Linked DNA regions of Homo sapiens: region 1 is linked to region 2. The links are chromatin contacts, found by Hi-C or POLR2A ChIA-PET in ENCODE. All regions are on one chromosome and are shown on one strand. Each heading gives the region's core, a stretch centred on a gene start or an enhancer-like site at or near the end of the contact. The rest is flanking DNA. Distances are from core to core; before and after follow the strand shown. Region 1 overlaps EGLN3-AS1 (EGLN3 antisense RNA 1). Region 2 has its middle 34 kb from the start of EGLN3.

Region 1 (5,741 bases), core at 159-2,658, 140 kb before region 2:
CCTCCATTTATTCTATTAACAAGATTTATTCGGTGCCTACTGAATTCCAGTGCTCTGCTTGTATTAATGTATTTAGACCTCTGAAATGTCCTAAAAAGTAAGTCGTTTTCACCATTTTTATTTTCCAAAACAAGAAGGTGAGGACAGATGGGGGTACTCACTTGGCTAAGATCACACGGTCTGTAAATTGCAGAGCCAGCATCAGAACCTGCACAGCCTGGTTCCCAAGTCTGGGTGCTGAACCGTCATACTAAGTCTTCCTCATGTTTCACTGTCTACTTAGTTAATATCTCCCACTCATCTGTAACCCTGAGAGCAGGGACCACGGGGAGCCACTTATTTTGCGTCACTGGTGCCCAAATAGTGCCTGATCTCCATGACAGGCTCAATAACGTTCTGTCAGTCACTTTACTCATGACTGCAAGCTCCTTTCCTAATCAACGTTTCCTCTCCCCCTTCCCCATGTATCTCTTTCCCTTCATAAGCACCCACCTCGTCTCCCTCTCCACGACATTCCAACCCCTGAGCAAGGCTTTGAAAAAGTGACATAGGCACATCACAGATGTGCCGTTGGCTCTAATTTGTGAAAGAACATTTTACCGAGGGGCAAAGGAGGACTTGGAATTTTTTCCTGCCCCCAGGAGGCCCAGACTTGCAACCCTGTAGGTCTAGAACTTAAGCGGAGGTCCTGCTATGTTCACACATTTAGTAGAGAATGACTTCTAATTCCGTCATTCAGCTGTCAGGCACGTAGGCCGCTTCCTTTTATAAAGCTGGTTGTCGTAACTAAACAGGTGCAGATTTGAGGAAATGCAGACCGACTGGAATGATAAGTCCCACTGCATGTGAGATTAGGTGGATAGAGGACTCGAGTCCCACCCGCCCTTTACTGTCTTTAGTCTCCCCAGTCCGCCCTGGGCACCACCCGCCGAGGCTGGGCTCTCGCAGCTACCTCTCCATCTATCTTCATGACAGCTGCGGGGGCCGGGGGCAACTTAGTCGGGACAAACGTGAGCGAGCGAGTGTGTGGTTCAAAGAAAGGAAACGCAAGGGACAAGGAGAAGGTCGAGCTCCGGCTGAGGAAGAATCACGGGCCGGGCTCGGTCTTGCCCGTCACCCTCGCGCCCCTACTTCCGGGCGGGCAGGCACCGATGGGGACTCCGCCCAGGGAAGGCGAGCCCCACGCCCACGTGGCTTTCGAGGGGGACAACCTGGGGCGTGGGGACACTGCAGGGCACAGGGCACCCGCGAGTGGAACCACCTAGGCGCCCCCTCCCGGGGCCGGTACGTGCGGGCTGCTGGCGCTGCGCGCGGGAGCCCTCCCTCGGCCCGGGGCTGCGCTGGAACGCGCTGACTCACGCTAGCGCTACGTGAGCTGCGAGCCTGCCGGGCGGGGCTGGCTGTCCAGCCCCGGCCGCCGCCCGCCGCAGTTACCGACTACCTTCGGGGCGGCCGCGGGCGCAGGCACAGTGCGTGTGGCTCGGTGTCCGCCGCGGCGCGCCCTGGCGAGACTTCACCCCGCGCCCCGCCGCGCGCTCGCCAAGGCTGCCCGCCGGGCATTTTTGATCATTTCGATTGTCCCTCCGGCTCGAAAGCTGCAGCAGAGCTGGGATCTTGCATCCGAAGCGAGGGCACCAGCCGGTATCTGCTAGGCAGGAGCGGCCAGAGTCGCGTTAGGGCGGCCTTGGGCAGGGCGCTTCGGTTTGGCCTCTCTTTGGCTCCGGGGGAGCCTGCGGAGGCCCAGGGCCGGTCTCTGGCTCTGCACTTGATGGCCTCCTATCTAGGGGAAGGGCCAGTTAGTATCCCACCCGCTCCCTCGCCATTGTAGCTCAGTTCATCCCCAAAGACCCCGTGGAGTGGCAAGGGCAGGCATCATCCAATCCATTTGGCAGAGGACATCAAAGCTGAGGTTTAGATATTCATCTGTTGACAATGATGAGGATGTTTCATCGTAACTTTTCTATCTAGAACCTAGCTCTCAGTTTATCAGTTCTAGTGCTAACGTGGCCTGTTTTAGCGGTGTCTCCCATTCTGTGTTCTCTGGAAAGACAAGTTAAAGGGGAGAGTTTGTATTAACAGGTGTCACGTCTTCTCACTCTCGCCATATCCCTGTACCTTCTGGTAGATGTAAACGGACACAACTGTGCTTATAAAACCAATAACTCGCCAGTCTTCCTCAGGTCCATTCAAGACCATTTGAGTGGGTCCTTGGGTGCCATGGACAGAAATCTTGTGGGGACATGGATGAGGGGGGCCTCCAGCCCCTGAGGACTGTCAAGACCAGGGCCTTGGGGAAGGGCAGCCGAGCTTCACATTGTCCCCACTTAGCCACTTGTCAGGGTTGCTGTGAGGCTCCAGATGAAAATACATGGAGTTTCCTTAACTACCGTGGCCCACAGAAATGACACATGAGATTCTTTTCCTTGGTCGTAGGATACTGGGGGCGGGGTCAGTGAGAGGCACTGTCCATCTCAGAAAAATCTGTATCACTCTTGTTTGCTCATCTTGAGGAAGCCATGGAGAGCACAGTTTCTATGGAGTCAGCAGAAACAAAAATGAGATTAATTCACACGTAAATTCTGCCTTTAGATACAGAGACCTAGGTTATAGGATCTTGACTGTATACACAGTTAAGCCATTTGTAGAGTTTTCCCTATTTGGGGGTAGTTTTTGTTCTGATTTTTTTTTTCAGAGGGGATGTTTGCCAAATTCTTTCTAGATTATAAAATTAATACAAACTCTCATAAAAGTGAATACACTAAAATATAAAGAAGAAAAAAAAAATCCCGTAATACAACATTCATACACCAATAAAATGTTAGCATTTGAGGTATATTTCTTTCGAAGTATTTCATTTTGTTTTATTTTATTTTATTTTTGAGACAGGGTCTTGCTTTGTTGCCCAGGCTGGAATGCAGTGGTGTGATTACAGCTCACTGTAGCCTTGACCTCCTGGGCTCAAGTCATCCTCTCACCTCAGCCTCCAGAGTAGCTGGGACTACAGGTGCATATCATCATGCTCAGCTAACTTTTGTATTTTTTGTAGAGACAGGGTGTCTCCATGTTAGCCAGACCTGTAGCTGGGACTACAGGTGCATATCACCATGCCCAGCTCATTTTTGTATTTTTTGTAGAGACAGGGTTTCACCACGTTAGCCAGCCAGTCTCAAACTCCTGGACTCCAGCAATCTGCCTGCCTTGGCCTCCCAAAGAGCTGGGATTACAGATGTGAGCCACCATGATCAGCAACCAAGTATTTTAAAAGTTTATTTTATATAATGTCTAATATAATTGAGGCCACATTCTATGTCTTGAAAATATTATTTGCCTTGCTTAATATTATATCGTACACATTTCCCATGTCATTAAACCTTTTATAGTCAATTTATGAATGTATTATGTATTTTTTAAGCAATTCCCTTACTGTTGGAAATTTAGGTTGTCTCTGTTTTTTGGCTTAAGCAATACTCCAATGAATATATTTGTGTATAAATATTTGACCAGCTTATTATCTCCTTAACATAAGCTTCCTAAAGTGAAATTTTTAGGTTTAATAATATAAACATTTTCATGACAAGATCACATTACTTGGTGGCAATTTCCATGAAGACAGGAACTATCTCTGCCTGCTTTACTGCTGTATTACCAGTGTCCAGCATGGAGATGGTTCTTAGTGTGCATGTTTTGTTTGTTTGTTTGTTTGTTTTTTGAGACGGAGTCTCACCCTGTTGCCCAGGCTGGAGTGCAGTGGCGAGATCTCAGCTCACTTCAACCTCCGCTTCCTGCGTTCAAGAGATTTTCCTGCCTCAGCCTCCCGAGTAGCTGGGATTACAGGCTCGTACAACCATGCCTGGCCAATGTTTTTTGTATTTTTAGTAGAGATGGGATTTCACCATGTTGGCCAGGCTGGTCACAAACTCCTGATCTGAAGTGATCTGCCCGCCTGGGCCTCCCAAAGTGCTGGGATTACAGGTGTGAACCACCGTGCCCAGCCTTAATGTGCATTGTTGAATGAGTGAAGAAAACAAGGAAGAAATTTCCCTTCTTGCTTAGGAATATCAAAACTAAAGACTGTGTTTTATCCCAGCTGGTTCTAACCTGCTAAAGCTGACCATTAACTTTAAGGAACCCCCCCGGGCCCCACCCACACACAGGACCTGATTGAAAACTCTTTCCTGACCACAGACAGTGACACTTGTTTAAATGACTGACTGTCTAGAATGCTAGTTGTCAATGCTTAACTAGAATAATCATCAGGCACTTCTCTCCAGCACTTAAAAAGCAACCCCTGACATTTCCCTAACAGGGATACATTGCAAATTTCTGTTTTGGTTTGTGTTCCCTTGCCTGGTAAATTAGTAGACTCAGCTGTGATGAAACAACAACAACGACAACAAACCTCTAGGCTTATTCTTTGACAAATGAATATTGCCAAAATGAAATACATAAAAGTTGTAGCAATCTACAGTTCTACCATCAGTTTATATCTCACTGCTTTTTTGGTGCAATGTGTCTTGACCTTTGTTATTTAATGGATTAAAATGTGGGATAATTTTTTGCCTATTAAATTAGGTAGACTGACCTTTTCTTTTTTGAGACAGAGTTCTACTCTCGTTGCCCAGGCTGGAGTGCGATGGTACAATCTCGGCTCACCACAATCTCTGCCCCCTGGGTTCAAGTGATTCTCCTGCCTCAGCCTCCCAAATAGCTGGGATTACAGGCACACACCACCACACTCAGCTAATTTTGTATTTTCAGTAGAGATGGGGTTTCTCCATGTTGGTCAGGCTGGTCTCAAACTCGCGACCTCAGGTGATCCGCCCACCTCGGCCTCCCAAAGTGCTGAGATTACAGGAGTGAGCCACTGCGCCCAGCTGACTGAACTTTTAAATACAAATGTGATGATTTACATTTTTTCTTATCTATTGAGATCTTAGCGATTTTCTTATTAGTCTGTATGACCCTTTTATACACTAAGAATATTGCAGAGTAAATTCTTCATAATACTTTTAAAGTGAATCCCTGCCAGGAAGATCTTCCTGCAACACATAATTTTGATGTATTAAATTTTTGAAGCAATTGTGCATTTAAATTACTGCTGGAGGTGTTCTAAGATGGAAGGGGTAGTTTCTAGCTACTGGAAATATCTAAGTAGAGACTGTTTGATCCCTTGGGAGGGATTGAAACATATGATGACAGGTTGGACCAGTGCTCTTTCGGTTCCCTTACAACCTTGAGATTTTGTGATTCCATAACCTGTCCAAAAATAAAAGGCAATAAGGTTTTTTTTGCGGGGGGGGGGGGTGGGGTGGGGTGGTAATTTTCTTTCTATTAATACTCTGTAAGATTGACAGGCTCCTACAGAAGTCTAACAACTAAGAGAACCAAAGAATGATTTTCTGAAGCTACTGCCTTTATTCACACTTTTAAAAAGCCCAGGGTGGTTGAAGAGTGTGAATGTGCTTGGCCTTGCAGCTGTGTCCTGGCCCTTTAGAATTTGTTATCAAAACAAAACATGCATTTCCACTGGAAGTTTTTAGAACATTGATTTTGCAAACTTTTTCTAATTTCACTTTTGGTTTCTTCTGTGTAGTAAAATCTGTAAACTTATATTTTGCATATTTATTCTTTGTCAATTATCTGTTGTGTAGATTATTACGTATTTACATACACACAGCAATGCATACTTGTACACGAAAACCATGTATACACTATTTTATGGATAATTTAAGGGATTTTTT
Region 2 (5,364 bases), core at 1,004-3,503:
CCATGAAAAGCAACTTATCTGTTCAAGTTTTATCATGAGATTGCAGCAATTCAGTCTCAACTTCAGTCTCCACTTCTGATTCGAGTTCTCTTGCTGTTTCCACTGCATCTGCACTTCCTTCTCCACTGGAGTCTTAAACCTCTCAACGATGTCCATGAGTATTGCAATCAACTTCTTCCAAACTCCTGTTAATGTTGATATTTTGACCTCCTTCCACAAATCAGTGTTTTTAATGGCATCTTGAATGGTGAATTCTTTCCAGAAGGTTTTCAATTTACTTGGCTCACATTCATCAGAAGAATCACTATGGCGGCTATGGCCTTATGAGATGTATTTCTTAAATATGACTTGAAAGTCAAAATTATTCCTTGATCCATGTACTGTAGAATGGAAGTTGTGTTAGCAGGCATGAAGACAACATTAATCTCTGTGCACCTCCGTCAGAGCTCTTAGGTGACCAGGTGCATTGTCAATGAGGAGTAATATTTTGAAAGAAATCTTTTTTTCTGAGAAATAGGTTTCAACTGTAGGCTTAACATATTTAATAAACCATGGTATAAACATGTGTGCTGTCATCCAGGCTTTGTTCCATTTATAGAACACAGGCAGAGTAGATTTAGCATCATTCTTAAAGGCATTAGGATTTTCAGAATGGCAAATGAGCATTGGCTTCAACTTAAAGTCAGCAACTGCATTAGCTCCAAACAAGAGAGTCAGCCTGTCCCTTGAAGCTTTGAAATCGGGTGGACTACTTTTCTCTAGCTGTGAAAGTCGTACATGGCATCTTCTTCCAACAGAAGGCTGTTTGATCTACACTGTTGTTTAGTGTAGTCACCTTTATCAATGATCTTAGATAGATCTTCTGGAGAACTTGCTGCAGCTTCAACATCAACACTTGCTGCTCCACTCTGCACTTTTATGTTATAGAGATGGCTTCTTAACTTAAACCCCATGAACCAACCTCTATTAGCTTCCAACTTTTCTTCTGTAGCTTCCTCACCTCTCTCTGCCTTTATAGAATTGAAAGAGGCTGGCTCTGGATTAGGCTTTGGCTAAAGGGAATGTTGTAGCTGGCTTGGTCTTCTATCCAACCCACTCAAACTTTCTCCATATCAACCATAGGCTGTTTTCACTTGCTTATTTGTTCACAGGAGTAGCACTTTTAGTTTTCTTCCAGGACTTTTTCCTTTGCATTCACGAGTTGGCTAACTGGTGCAAGAGGCCTAGCTTTTGGCTTATCTTAGCTTTCGACATACTTTCCTCACCAACTTTCGACATACCTTCCTCACCAACTAACTTTTGACCTAAAGTTGGAGATGTGTGACTGTTCCTTTCACTTGAACCCTTAGAGGTCATTGTAGGATTATTAATTGGCCTAATTGCAAGATTGTTGTGTCTTAGGGAATAGGGAGGCCAAGAGAGGGCAAAAGCCAGTTGGTGAAGCAGTTGGAACACAAACCAAATTTATCAATTAAGTTCATCATCTTATATGGGCACAGTTTTTGGGACCCCGAAATAATTACAATAGTTTACATCAAAGATCGCTGGTCACAGATCACCATAACAGATAATATAATAATGAAAAAGTTTGAAATACTGCAAGAATTACCAAAAATGTGACAGAGACACGAAGTGAGCATGTGCTGTGGAAAAATGGTTCCAGTAGTCTTCTTAATGCAGAGTTGCTAGAAAAAATATCTATGAAGCAGAAGAAAGTGGAGCACAGTGAAATGAGGTATGCTTGTAGTCTTTGTTTTGTGCCTTTTATTTGAGGGAAACCGCATATCCCTTATGACTGGGTGCATGTTTTGAAGTGAGCTTAGGGAGTAGATCAAGTTCACAGATCTCTGAAAAGCTACAGGGATGGAGCATGGGGGTTCCCAGCAAGCCTCTTCACTTCAGGGCTGCAGCCAGGGCTGGGTGTGGACAAGGGGAGCAGTAGGGAGCAGCTGGGGGAGGATTTAAGTGTTCACCAACTATCTGGAGTTTCCAGATTCTCTAGGGGACTAGCCTACTTGTCATAAAATGCTGGGAGTAGGAATATTCCAATAACTGTTTCCATAAACATTTACTTTTTTTTTTTTAAAAGGTAATCTAGGCACATGGGGGAAAAATGGAAATAGTCCAAAAAGGTATAGAGGAAAAAAAGTCTCTCTTTCCGGGAAACAGTTCCTTGGCCAGGGTTTTTGGCCTTGACTCATTCTCTTGGGGGAGTAGGTGAGGGAAGGCGAGCAATCCTGGAAAGTCAGCACTTCTAGGATGAGAGGCGTCCTCTGGCTGTTTGGCATGTTTGCTTGATCATTTCCTCCTATTTTTATGCTTATTCATCCTGTGGCCTGTGTTCTCCTTGACATGCCTATTTTCTTTTCCACCCTCCTGTGGGGAGAGATAACATTCTCAGGACCTAATTCTCATCTGATAAGTTTTATTTTTAACCAACTTCTACACCCTTTCCTCTTTGCTTCTTATTTTCATGGGCCCATATACTTCTCAGCCTTCTCTGGCTTTCTCAGGAGGCATGTGCAGAACGTCTGGTATGGTATCTTGTGCCAGGGTTTTTCCAAATGGGAGCAGCTGGTCAGGGTACTGGGAACCTGGCTTGGCTTCCAAGAGCAGGGAAACTTTCTCCTCTGCACATGTTCCTGTTTTTAACCAGGCAATTCACTCTTACCTCCTGCTTCCTCTCTGGGCTGTCTGTAAATTTCATTTTATCATAAATTTATATTATCTTGATGAAGGAAACCCGCTTAAAAAACAACAAGACAGCTGTGACTTGCAGTGATGAGTGTGGACTAGTCTCCTATCAGCAGCAGTTTTGTAGCTGCTTAAGGCTTCCACAGTGTGACAACTAAGCCATGAGTTTACATGATGATTCTTGGTTTGAGATTTAATCAAACTAAACCAGTTGTCCACCCAAATGAAGAGAAAGGGTGTTTTGTTTTGTTGTCACGTGATCTCCAGTAGAGGCTTTCCCAGACAAGCATGTTAGGAGTAAACTGTTAGCTACTTAAGTATATATACATTCTTGGGTTTTTTTTTAAGCCTTTGACCCACCACTCCCCTCTCCCTAAATATAACTAAATATGGTTATGGCCGAAACTTTTCAAACTAACATCAGGGTGAAGAGGAACTTTTTAACCTGGAGAGGGGAATGGGGTTTGCAGGGACTGGCTGCATTCCCCAGAGAGAGGTGTGCATGGGAATGCTGCTCTCAACTTGAACTTCATGGCCTCCAAATGCATTTTGTTCTCAACGGACCAGTTGTCTCTCAAGTACACTTGGCTCTGTTGTGCATGGTGTATGCAGTCACTAAGCATTTCCTATAACACTGTATTAGGCACTTGGAAACAAGAGTTTAAAAAAATCCATGTTGTAGCTTCACAGGATGAAAGATTATTACCAAATGACTTAAGAATACTACTAACAAAATTACACACCTCATCATGGTGTAGCAACAGATCCCAGGAGACACACATGAATTAGGATAATTGGAGGACAGTTAAATACAGGCACATTTTACCACAGTAGGGAGGGTATAGGAAAACCACAAGGTGGGGAGGGTCTAGGGAAACCCTAGTGCCGTGCCCTAGGCTGCAACAGCAGGTGGTACCACCACTCAGAGGCAGGAAAGGGTGCGGGGTATGGGAAGAAATCAGTACCCAGAAACAGAGAGGCCCGCAAGAAGAGAATGAAGGGAATAAACACCGCGGCCTTCCCCTTTTCCCACTTCAGACCTGCAGGAGCACATCCCGGGCTAAACACATCTAGAAGTTAGCAGTCAATGGAGTCTGTTGACATAGCCTGTGCAGGTCGAGCTCCCGTGGCTCAGAGTAGGGCCATAAGGATAGAGAATGTGGAGAGGCAAAGGGAAAACAGTCGACACAGATGGCCTCCAGAGTTCACATGATCCAGCCCTGCCTGCTCCTCACAGCCTTTCTCCTACTAGGCTTTCCCCTATTTGCTATGTTCCTGACACTGCCATTTTCCTCTTCTTCAAACAAGTCAAGGTTGTTTCTGCCTCAGGGCTTGCACTTCTTCCCTCTGCCTAAAGTGTTCCTCCCTTTTCTACTTTCCATGGATGATGATGGGCCATTTAGATCTCAGCTCCTTAAAAAGGATTTCCATCCTAATGTTGCTTCCATCTCACCTGCCCATGGTCTATCTCACTATCCAGGTTTTACATTTAAGAGAGTAATGAAACAGTTTTATTTTAAAATGGTGATGTTTACTATATACTGGAAGTCGTATTCCTTGTAGCTATTCAAGCTTAAAGTGAAAAATCTAGATGTCAACCTTAACATTATGCAGTGGGTACCTGCTTGTATGAACCTCACTGGGAATGTGCAAACTAAGACGTGTGGACATCACTGGCAGGGCATAACCGCTCAACAGGGCCTGCTGGAAGGAATGAGTCATAGAAGGGAATGTCTCGGCTTTTCACCATGGTGATCTGCACTGCATTTCCTTCTCTACAAAGACCTATAAAGTCTCCTCCAAGGGCTTCAGAAAGATCCCACCTCCCTCTGATGGCCACACCCTGGCCCATTCTAACTCAGGTGGATATAAAGGAACCACAATTTGAAATGACTACTTTGGTTCCACCTAAGGATTGGTTTGTGTGGCAGACCAGGGTCATTTCCTTGTCTGTCAGAAGGCTCTGTCATGTTCCTTTCAGGCATCATCCACCAGGAGTGAGGTTTGAGGAGCCAAGCCTGGGTGGGAGCAATTTGAAGATTGTATTGCACTTGATAATTTATGGTGAGTGTTTGCAGCATTGTCTCATTCAGAGATGGACATGAAGCTGTTCTCAATGGCCTTCCTCCAAGTGCCATGATGTTCCTGACTTGAGCAGGCAGCCAGGATGCACCTGCACTTTCACTACCGGCCTGCAACAGGGCAGACCTCCATTCTGATCAGTGGGGCCTGTGCCACCTAGTTGTTAAGTATATTCATGATCACACCTGGTTTTTGGGACAGACACATCAGTTTTGGTTTGGAGGTCAAAGTTTTATTCCATGTTCTGCTGTTACTTGGTGGGCCACCATGCTTGTCCTCTGGTGGTGCTCTCCTAGTGACTGGGTTCAAGAGGAAATGTCATGGACATCTAGAACAGGGACCAAAGCCACACTGGACTAGAACTGGAAGCCAAGAGAACAGTTAGGACTGAGGAAACTCTCAGGGCAGCCATCTGACTCTCTCTGCCGCCCCGCTCTTCTCAGCTGCTCAGTTTCTTTTGGACCCTGGGGCCCCACGTGACTTTCTAGCTATTCCAGCTGCCTTCAGTTTTCCAATTCTCAAGAAAAAAATATGATTTACAAAGTTCATCTTTTTTTTTTTTTTTTTTGAGACAGAGTCTCGCTCTGT

The links. A loop is a pair of places that touch in the nucleus more often than their neighbours do. ChIA-PET counts read pairs that join two places held with the same protein, here RNA polymerase II (POLR2A). Pooled maps may share reads with other maps.
Region 1: a map of ascending aorta shows a loop between it and region 2 (6-fold over the local background). The contact joins two enhancer-like sites. A Hi-C loop is called at or near these places in 2 of 168 maps with a recorded cell type or tissue (ascending aorta and endothelial cell of umbilical vein) and 6 of 50 pooled maps. POLR2A ChIA-PET finds 5 or more read pairs at or near these places in 1 of 52 experiments (GM12878).

Annotation. Positions count from the first base shown.
Region 1 is chr14:34,055,923-34,061,663 of GRCh38, reverse strand. EGLN3-AS1 (EGLN3 antisense RNA 1) reads right to left here. Exons shown (of 3, transcript NR_184209.1): 3 at 1-2,532. The region is part of intron 5 of LOC102724945 (a long non-coding RNA gene); the gene reads left to right. Among named protein-coding and RNA genes, the nearest start is that of EGLN3-AS1, 19 kb to the right of the region's middle. RefSeq lists a silencer at 1,088-1,447 and an enhancer at 1,346-1,847. Within about 2 kb of position 1,408, at least 30 of the 41 ENCODE cell types and tissues checked have a DNase peak (open chromatin) inside an H3K27ac peak, as active enhancers do; they include ascending aorta, where a contact is called at or near this core.
Region 2 is chr14:33,914,366-33,919,729 of GRCh38, reverse strand. No RefSeq gene overlaps it. Among named protein-coding and RNA genes, the nearest start is that of EGLN3, 34 kb to the left of the region's middle. RefSeq lists a cis regulatory region at 2,386-2,393 and an enhancer at 2,312-2,456. Within about 2 kb of position 2,253, at least 4 of the 41 ENCODE cell types and tissues checked have a DNase peak (open chromatin) inside an H3K27ac peak, as active enhancers do; they include ascending aorta, where a contact is called at or near this core.